Linked DNA regions of Homo sapiens: regions 1 and 3 are each linked to region 2. The links are chromatin contacts, found by Hi-C or POLR2A ChIA-PET in ENCODE. All regions are on one chromosome and are shown on one strand. Each heading gives the region's core, a stretch centred on a gene start or an enhancer-like site at or near the end of the contact. The rest is flanking DNA. Distances are from core to core; before and after follow the strand shown. Region 1 has its middle 30 kb from the start of TSPAN5-DT. Region 2 has its middle 190 kb from the start of TSPAN5. Region 3 has its middle 48 kb from the start of TSPAN5-DT.

Region 1 (3,254 bases), core at 484-2,983, 220 kb after region 2:
TTTAATTTTATTGTATTAAAAGGGGGAACAGGATTGTGTGGCCAAATAATTGTGTGGTTTTGTAAATTTTAATTTTTCTTTTTATTTGCAACTCTCAGACCATGTCTGTGTATAAACACCAATATTAATTTTCACCCAACAGCTCTTCTGGCATCTAAAATGTTTGCTGTCACTGGTTCAGTTGAGATAATCATATCAGTAATGTCTAACCTCAGTCCCATTCCTGGGCCCCTGGAGAGAAGAGTTAATGGGATCAAGGCTGGCTCATGAGTTATCAGCTACTCCACGAAGCTGAGTCTCATAGATTAATGCAGAACTGGCAAGCTTAAAGTCCTGGGGAAAAGGCTGAAATGATACATGGGGATGGTTAAAAACAGTGGTAAACATTTGAAAATGAAGGTCTTAGGTATGGTATAGAGGGTAAAGCATCACAATTCCAAACAAAATTAAAGATATTGCACCTCTAATACATTACCAGAGGCTAGTAAATAAAGATTTAAAAAGAAGGAAAAAATATAACACCTAAGTATTCCTGATGTTTATTGAGGATGAAGAAAAAAATGAATAGAAAGAAAAGAAGGCAAAGACCAAAGAACCTTCCCTGGAAGAGCAGGGCTGTGCTTTGGCATCAGGAGCCAAACCCCACACCCACCTGTGCTAGCGGGCTCTACTACCTAGCTAGGAAGGACGGGGTGCTTGTGTGCTTGCTTCAACAGCTTCATTGAGCTGTTCACGTGCCTGAAGAGTCACCCATTTAAAGTATGCAATTTAGTGGTTTTTAGCATATTCCCAGATATGTACAATCATCACCACAATTTTAGAACGTTTCCTTCAGCTCAGAAAGCAACCTTGTACCCTTGAGCTCTGACTCTCATCCATTCTCCTGTTCATCGCCCAGCCCATGCAACCACTAATCTACTTTCTGTATCTATAGATTTTCCTATTCTGGACATTTTCTATAAATGAAAATGCGACTTTTGTGACTTATTGCACTTAGCATCGTGTTTTCAAGGTCCATCCATGCTGCAGTGTCTATCGGTACTTCATTTCTTTTTATAGCTGAATAATATTCTATTGTGTGGCTATGCCACATTTTGCTTATCCATTCAGCAGCTGAAGGACATTTGGGTTGTTTTCACTTTGGGACTATTGTGGATATTTTGAATAAACATTCATGTCGAGGTTTTTGTATAGACATATGTTTCCATTTCTCTTGTGTATGTACCTAACAGTGGAATTGTTGGGTCATGTGGCAACTCTCTGCCTGTTTGAGAAACTGCCAGGCTGTTTTCCAAAGTGCCTGCACCATTTTACATTCCAGCAGCAGCTCATAAGGTTTCTCTACAACCTCATCTATCATGTGTGCTCATCTTCTGGCTTTACATAGCTTCTTCTATGTGACAAGAGAAATGAGATAAAAATATAGGATTTGCTTTCTAGGCAAAAGAACCCACTGTTATTAATATCCTAAGAAATGCTTATTTTCTACTTTATAGTTCTAGTACAAATGTGAGCTGACTTTTTTTTCAGGATGTACTATAATAATTTGAGTGTTGAAGAGAAAATCCAATGCTGAATGTGAAATACGTAAAAAATATTTCCTGTGTTACCACTTAAGCAGTAAATAGCCCAAAGCCTCTCCCAATACCCCACCACCTCACCACTTTGAACTGGGCAATTCTTACTCATCTTTGAGTTCTCTGGATGCCTTCCCCAAGTCACTGGCTTGAGATAGGTCACCTTGGGGTGAAGCTCCCATGGCACCTCTACTTCCTCTGACAAAACGTGACTCAGAGTTTTGTTTTGTTATCATTATTCCATATCCGCCTTGTCCTCTAGTCTGTAAGGCACTGGGGCAGAGTGACCTTGGCTGTCTTTCCTACAGTATCTCCATCATCTAGCCATGTGTGTACTCCATAAGTATTTGCTGAATGAAGACGCAAAAAAGGTTTTCCACTAAGAAGTTTTCCTGCTTACTAAACTTTTCAGTGAATGTGTATAAATTAGGCTTCACTAAAGTGTTTGCTTTGTTTATGAAAAACCCAAGCTGCATCTTAGCTCTTTGGCACACTCCGAGAACAGGCTTATTTTACCAGCAAATTCCTCCCTGAGTCAGCTAATGCTAAGGTATGTTCAATACTTTTCTGAAAACGATCCTAATCTCCCCTAACAGAGGCCAGAGTGTAGCTGAAACAGCTCTTCTGACAGTTAGGAAGCTCTGATTCTGTCAGTCATTTTCTGTTCTTTATCATGTTTTTTTTCAAAGGAAAAAGCTGTTTTCCTGTGTGTGAGAACATTCTCTCTTATCTAATAATGCTCAATTGTCTTTCTGTTCCATTAGTGTGCAGGAAACCACCTGTCCAATTGAGATCAGAGCTGCAGATGTCAAAGTGTCTCATTTTATATAGATGTGCAGCTGTCAGATCAGAGATCAAAGGCTTCTCTTTAATGAAAACAAGTCATCTTTACCAACATGACTGTAGAATTTATACGAATACAGTTATCTGGATTGAATGATTGGCATTCATCTTTTTCAAGCTCCCATCATTTTAACAATGACTTGGCTCTCCCAACTTCCTCAAGTAAAGAACGAGGCAAACATCCTAACCTCTGCTCCCTCTCCTCTAATTCTGCTCCTATTTCTCTGGTCCCTGTACCAGAGGATTCATAATGGTCTCCCATGGGTCATGCTTGAGAGAGTTTTATTTGACCAAATGCATATAAAAAAAATTGTTGGGATTAAGGGCCAGTATTTTCAAATTGGAAGATTTCACATAAAAATCAGATCTCCAATTTTTCTTGAAAAATCAGGCAGTCCCAACACTGAGTTGTATTCTCAAAGACGAATATTGTAGTGTAGTCACTAAGGTGGTTTCCAATGATGCTTACCTCCTGGTTTGCATGCCTTTGTCAAATCTCCTCCCCTTGAGTGTGTGGTGAACTTGGCTCACTTCTAATTAACAGAATCCAGCAACAATGATAGGATGTCACTTCTGAGATTGGGTTACAAAAAGACTGCCTTCCATCTTTCTTCCTCGCTTGCTCTGGAGAGGCGCTGACTGCCCTATTATGAGCTGCCTTAAGGAGAGACCCATATGAAAAGGAACCAATTCCATCAGCCACCAGCCACCAGGGACCTGAGGCCTGCCAACAACCACATGAATGAGTTCAGAAGTAGATCCTCCCTCAGTTGAACCTTAAGCCAAGACCACAGACACAGCTGACACCTTTATTATTGTCTTGTGAGAGACCAT
Region 2 (3,101 bases), core at 462-2,961:
ATTGTTTTCTTTTTTTGTTTTTTTGAGTTGGAGTCTCAGTCTGTCTCCCAGGCTAGAGTGCAGTGGCGTGATCTTGGCTCACTGCAAGCTCTCCCTCCTGGGTTCACACCATTCTCCTGCCTCAGCCTCCAGAGTAGCTGGGACTACAGGTGCCCGCCACCACACCCGGCTAATTTTTTGTATTTTTAGTAGAGACGGGGTTTCACTGTGTTACCAGGATGGTCTTGATCTCCTGACCTCATGATCTGCCTGCCTAGGCCTCCCAAAGTGCTGGGATTACAGGTGTGAGCCACCACACCCAGCTGATTGTTTTCTTTTTTACGTATTTTTTTTGTTTGAGTCAGGATCTTGCTCTGTTGCTCAGGCTGGAATGCAGCAGTGCAATCATGGCTCACTGCAGCCTCCATCTCCTAGGCTCAAGCAATCCTCCCACCTCAGCCTCCAACATAGCTGGAATTATAGGCTTGTGTCACCATGTCCACCAATTAGAAAAATTTTTTGTAGGGAGACGGTCTCACTATGTTGCCCAGGCTGGTCTCAAACTCCTGGGCTCAAGCCATCCTCAGGGTGAGTCTATAAAGTGAAAGCAAATTTATTAACAAAAAAAAGGAATAAAAGAATGGCTACTCCATAGACAGAGGAGTTCTCAGGGTTGCCAATTGCCCATTTTTATGGTCATTTTTTGATGATGTGCTAAACGAGGGGTGGATTAGTCATGTCTCGCCTTTCTAGACCATGTAGGGTAACTTCCTGACATTGCCATGGCATTTGTAAACTGTCATGGCGTTGGTGGGAGTGTAACAGTGAGGACGACCAGAGGTCACTCTCATCGCCATCTTGGTTTTTGTGGGCTTCTTTACTGCAACCTGTTTTATCAGCAAGGTGTCTATGACCTGTGTCTTGTGCCAACCTTCTATCTTATCCTGTGACTTAGAATGCCTAGCCATCTGGGAACATAGCCCAGTAGGTTTCAGCCTCATTTTACCCAGGTCCTATTCACAATGGAGTTGTTCTGGTTCAAACGCTTCTGACAAGACCAAAGCAAAATCCAGGTGATTCACACTGGTGGTATGTATGCATATATGTGTGTATTTCTAAGTACAGTGTGTAGAAGTAACACACTGGTGGTTTTAGAAGAAATATAAAGATGTTCTATTCCTTGTTTCTGGAGAGTTGCTCATTTTGAAGAGGAATTGAAGTGCAAACCAGGGTCCTGGGGCCTTTTGTCACAAAAACCTCTGAAGTTCCAATGGAGGGTGGTGTTCCCTGGGAGGGAGGGTGCAGAGCATTGTCCTCCCAGCCCCATTGAGGACACCTTTAGGACAGTGCCTCTGCCTGGAAGATGAGCAGCTTTAGGCAGTCACCATCGTCGTCTAGAAACCACATTTGAAAACTGGTGGGAGGACAAGGCCCAGCTCCATCCTGCCGCGATAAACTCCCAGCAGCAAGATCCCAAGCAGGATAGATGGTGATGGGAGCAAAACGTCCTGTTCTCTCATCTTTCCAAAACAAGCCTTGCCATTTTCAGGAGCGTGTAAAGGAAATAAAACACCTACCCGCCCTAAGCAGGCAACATAAGCTGTGTACCTTCAAGTTTCTCCAAAGCACAAGCGCCTCTGAACATACAGTGTTTTTATCCCTGAACTATTCCAACTCCAGTCCGGAGTGGTTTTACGCAGTCGACACTAGAGGGCAGGCCATTAAAACGTTCCCGTTCAAACGAGTTGCTCTGCAAATGCAAGAGCTGACACAGCACCTGAAGGTCCGCTCCGTATCTGAAAAGTAGCTTTCCCCCACGGAGAATGCAAGCGTGCGTTCGGTATGGGGCAAGAGCGTGGGAAGCCTGCTACTGCTTTCCTTTCGGGGCATATTTACAGTGAAAGCCCGTGAACTCGCCTGCTCTTCCCTTAGATTTACTTTACTTGGGAATTCCTAGAAGTGGAAAAATAAATCACAATGGCCAGTGCGGGTCCCCAGAGGTTTAGCCCCGGCTAATGGATAACAGGAAGGGACTAAATCAGCCTCCTCTCACCAGCGGCAAGTTTACAAGAGAACCACTCAGCATGAAAACGCCAAAGCAAGCTGTACTTAATCCCTCAAGAAGTCCTAAAAACTGTAATTTTATTAAGTTAGAGACAGGGTCTTCCTCTGCCAACCAGGATGGAGTGCAGTGGTGCGATCATACTTCACTCCTGGGCTCAAGCTGTCCTCCTGCCCCAGCCTCCAGAGTCGCTGGGAGTACAGGTGCATGACGCCAGGTCCAGCTAATTAAAAAAAATTTTTTTTTTCATTTTTTTAAGACACGGGGTCTTGCTATGTTGCCCAGGCTAATCTTGAATTCCTGTCCTCAAGCAATCATCCTGTTTTGGCCTCCCAAAGTGCTGGGATTACAGGTGTGAGCCAGCCACCTTGTCTGGCCTAAAACTGTAATTTTATAAACTCTTTGTGGCAAACCCCTCCAAACAAAAAGGCTCGGGTGAGTGTAAGGATGGCTTTGCTCCAAGTTCAGAGTTTGGCTTCTCCGCCGTGCTCCCTGCCCCCACCCACCCCCCCACCCCCATCTGACTGCCTTGTCTGTTATCATGTGTAGATTTTCTATGGATTTTATTGTGTCATCATGATAAAGCCAATGTTAATGTATTTTTCAGGCAAATGCTGCATTTTCCTCCTCAAAGACTAGGCTTCTCACTCTGGAATTGGGCAGCACCTAGAAGCAGCCCCATGGCCTCACTGGAGAGAGCTCTGGCCATGAAACCCTGCTGGCCAGCGTTTATAGAGGGCTTCCCAGTTCTTCATTGGAGGTCTAAACAGGATTTCCCTAGAGAAGGAGGGCTTCGTGGAATAAATGACAAAGGGAGTTGGGGTGGCCTGCCAGGTCACTGGGCTCCAGCTCCTCATTGTTCAGCCCACAGGCTTCCCAGGGCGCCTGTCCAAGCCAGCCGGAAACAGACGAAACTGCAAAATCACTCCATTCCTGCCCACACAAACACGGGGAAATGAATGATCACTTTGCACAAGAAACCTCCAAGAGACACTTTGAGGATCCCCTTGAGGAAAGGACAACTGGGACCTGTGGCAGGAAGAAGGCTGAAAGAAAAGTC
Region 3 (2,948 bases), core at 98-2,597, 240 kb after region 2:
GAGCTCCCACACAGAGTCCCTGCAGGGGCACCACCTAGTGGAGCTGTGAGAAGAGGACCACCATCTTCCAGACCCCAGAATGGTAGATCCACCTACAGCTGCACCATGTCCCTGGGAAAGCTGCAGACACTCAATTCCAGCCCATGAAAGCAGCTTGGGTAGGGAGGCTGTACCCTGAAAACACAAGGATGGAGCTGCCCAAGACCATGGGAAACCACCTCTTGCATCAACATGACCTGGATGTAAGACCTGGAGTCAAAGGAGATCATTTTGGAGCTTTAAAATTTGATTGTCCTATTGAATTTTGGACTTGCATGGGCCCTGTAACCCCTTTGTTTTGGCCAATTTCTCCCATTTGGAACTGTTGTATTTACCCAATGTCTGTATCTCCATTGTATCTAGGAAATAACTACCTTACTTTCGATTTTACAGACTCATAGGCAGAAGAGACTTGCCTTGTCTCAGATAAGATGTTGGACTGTGGCCTTTTGAGTTAATGCTGAAATAAGTTAAGACTTTGGGGGACTATTGGGAGGCCATGATTGGTTTTGAAATGTAAGGACATGAGATTTGAGAGGGGTAAGGGGTGGAATGATATGTTTTGGCTGTGTGTCCCCACCCAAATCTCATCTTGAATTATACTCCCATAATTTCGATGTGTTGTGAGAGGGACCCAGTTGGAGATAATTTAATCATGGCAGAAGTTTCACCCACACTGTTCTTGTGGTAGTGAATAAGTCACATGAGAGCTGATGGCTTTATAAGGGGTTTCTGCTTTTGCGTCATCCTCATTCTGTCTTTGCCTGCTGCCCATCCATGTAAGATGTGACTTGCTCCTCCTTGCCTTCCACCATGATTGTGAGGCTTCTCCAGCCATGTGGAACTGTAAGTCCAATTAAACCTCTTTCTTTTGTAAATTGCCCAGTCTCAGGTATGTCTTTATCAGCAGTGTGAAAATGGACTAATACACCCATGATTCAATTACGTACCAGGTCCTTCTCATGACACCTGGGGATTATGGGAACTATAATTCAAGATGAGATTTGGGTGCGGACACAGCCAAACCATATCAGGAAGAAAGTTATCTAACTACTTAGTAGCCCTGTTGATCTCCTGCCTCCCAGTCTGGTGTCCTCTCATTTATACATACTGGCTCTTCTCAGAGTATCATTTATTGGCTAAGCATTATAATAATGTGATCTCCCAGCAGAGAATACCTTTCTAGGACATATCAAAAAGGTAAACTCTAGAGTTTACTTAAACTCATATCTTCTGTATCAGTCAGGGTGAAGATAAGGTTAAGATAGGCAGGAAGCCACTACTACTGTTTGAGGGGAAGGGGAGGAAGTGGTCATTGGAACTTGAAGAGCTGTGGTTGTACAAGATGCAGCGATCTTTGGTAGAGAAATGTTGCTGTGCATTTACTGCTAACAAGGAGGTATCTGGTCAAGTAAGTGTACCTTCTTCTGGTCTTCTGTTGCTGATGCCTCCCATTGGATGAACCCGACTGGAAGTCAGAGGGCAAGAAAACCTGTTGATGTAGTCCATAGGACCCCAGAACATTGAGTAGAAGGGAAAGGGTAGAGAATAGGTTTGAAGGTGGCCTTATACCAAACTTCATTTTAAAAGTGAAAGCACTCAGAACCTGTATTAGTCATAGTTCTCTAAAGAAATAGAGCCAATAGAATATAGATAGAGAGAGAGCGAGATAGATAAACAGATAGATAGACAGAGATATAGATATATCAGAAGGGATTTACTTCGGGAATTGGTTCACTTGATTATGGAGGCTGAGAAGTCCCACAATATCCTGTCTGCAAGCTGAAGAACAAGGGAAGATGGTAGCATGGCTCAGTCCAAATCCAAGGGCCTGAGGACCAGGGGAGCCAACGGTGTAACTCTCAGTCCTAAGCTGACAGCTTGAAAATTGGGGAGTATCTGGTGCAAGTCCTGGAGTCCAAAGGCCCGGGAGTTCTGATGTCCAAGGGCAGGAGAAGATGGGTGTCCCAGTTCCAGAAGAGAGAGTGAGCAAATTTGCCTTTCTTCTGCCTTTTTGTTCTGTCAGGCCCTCAGTCAACTGGATGGTATGGGCCTGCACTGGGTGAGGAGGGATCTTCCTAGTCCAGTTATTCAAATGCCAGTCTCTTCTGGAACACCCTCACAGACATATCTAGAAACAATGCTTCATCAGAAGTTATCTGCATGTCCCTGAATCCAGTCAAATTGACACCTGAAATTAACCATCCTAGACACAAAGAATTAAATGACTTGTTGCATGTCATTGATAGATATTAGATTCTCACTGTATTTATGACCTAATAATTGGGTTCTATCCACATAGTGATGAAGAATGAGAATACAAGTCTAAACTTGGAAAATCTGCCACAAACAGAACACCTAAAAAAAGTTTTGTTTTTGAAAGAGAGTGATATGCACATCTTCCACAGAATTAGCATTCATTAGGAGTTTTTGTGCTTTGAACTTTGCAAGTCTGATTCATCACATGTTACAAAGAAAATAATCTTAAGATCATGAGTTTTCTTCCTGCTTCTGCCCTAATGATTATCACAGTTTATGGGACATTTAGGAGAAGCTGAAGCAGAGTATTACATTGGAGATGTTTAGTTAAATAAAACAAGATAGCTAAGTCAAAGAACCTTGTTGAAGAGAGTCACAGAATTGCATCCTCAAACATGGATTTTTCATAATTAAAGGACTTTGAGACAACTTTTCAGGCTCATAGAAGTCCACAAGATGGTTCTTAAAAAAATCGAGGTGACAAGACTTTTGAGCACAAAATACTGAAACTTTAGGGGAATAAAGCAAAAATTGTACTTTTTTTTTCTTTCAAGGAAGAGATACACTATAGTAATTAAGTAATTAAGTCTACATTCAAGAATCAAAATTCTTGAATCCAAACCCTGGCTTCATCATTTACTAGCTGCACA

What was found. A loop is a pair of places that touch in the nucleus more often than their neighbours do. ChIA-PET counts read pairs that join two places held with the same protein, here RNA polymerase II (POLR2A). Pooled maps may share reads with other maps.
Region 1: a loop to region 2 is called in a pooled map, with 5 times the contacts of the local background. The contact joins two enhancer-like sites. A Hi-C loop is called at or near these places in 1 of 168 maps with a recorded cell type or tissue (Caco-2) and 5 of 50 pooled maps. POLR2A ChIA-PET finds 5 or more read pairs at or near these places in 1 of 52 experiments (AG04450).
Region 3: a loop to region 2 is called in a pooled map, with 3 times the contacts of the local background. The contact joins two enhancer-like sites. A Hi-C loop is called at or near these places in 5 of 50 pooled maps. POLR2A ChIA-PET finds 5 or more read pairs at or near these places in 2 of 52 experiments (PC-9 and activated CD4-positive, alpha-beta T cell).

Annotation. Positions count from the first base shown.
Region 1 is chr4:98,686,803-98,690,056 of GRCh38, forward strand. No RefSeq gene overlaps it. Among named protein-coding and RNA genes, the nearest start is that of TSPAN5-DT, 30 kb to the left of the region's middle. RefSeq lists a cis regulatory region at 44-470. Within about 2 kb of position 1,734, at least 5 of the 41 ENCODE cell types and tissues checked have a DNase peak (open chromatin) inside an H3K27ac peak, as active enhancers do.
Region 2 is chr4:98,466,025-98,469,125 of GRCh38, forward strand. No RefSeq gene overlaps it. Among named protein-coding and RNA genes, the nearest start is that of TSPAN5, 190 kb to the right of the region's middle. Within about 2 kb of position 1,712, at least 11 of the 41 ENCODE cell types and tissues checked have a DNase peak (open chromatin) inside an H3K27ac peak, as active enhancers do.
Region 3 is chr4:98,704,989-98,707,936 of GRCh38, forward strand. No RefSeq gene overlaps it. Among named protein-coding and RNA genes, the nearest start is that of TSPAN5-DT, 48 kb to the left of the region's middle. Within about 2 kb of position 1,348, at least 2 of the 41 ENCODE cell types and tissues checked have a DNase peak (open chromatin) inside an H3K27ac peak, as active enhancers do.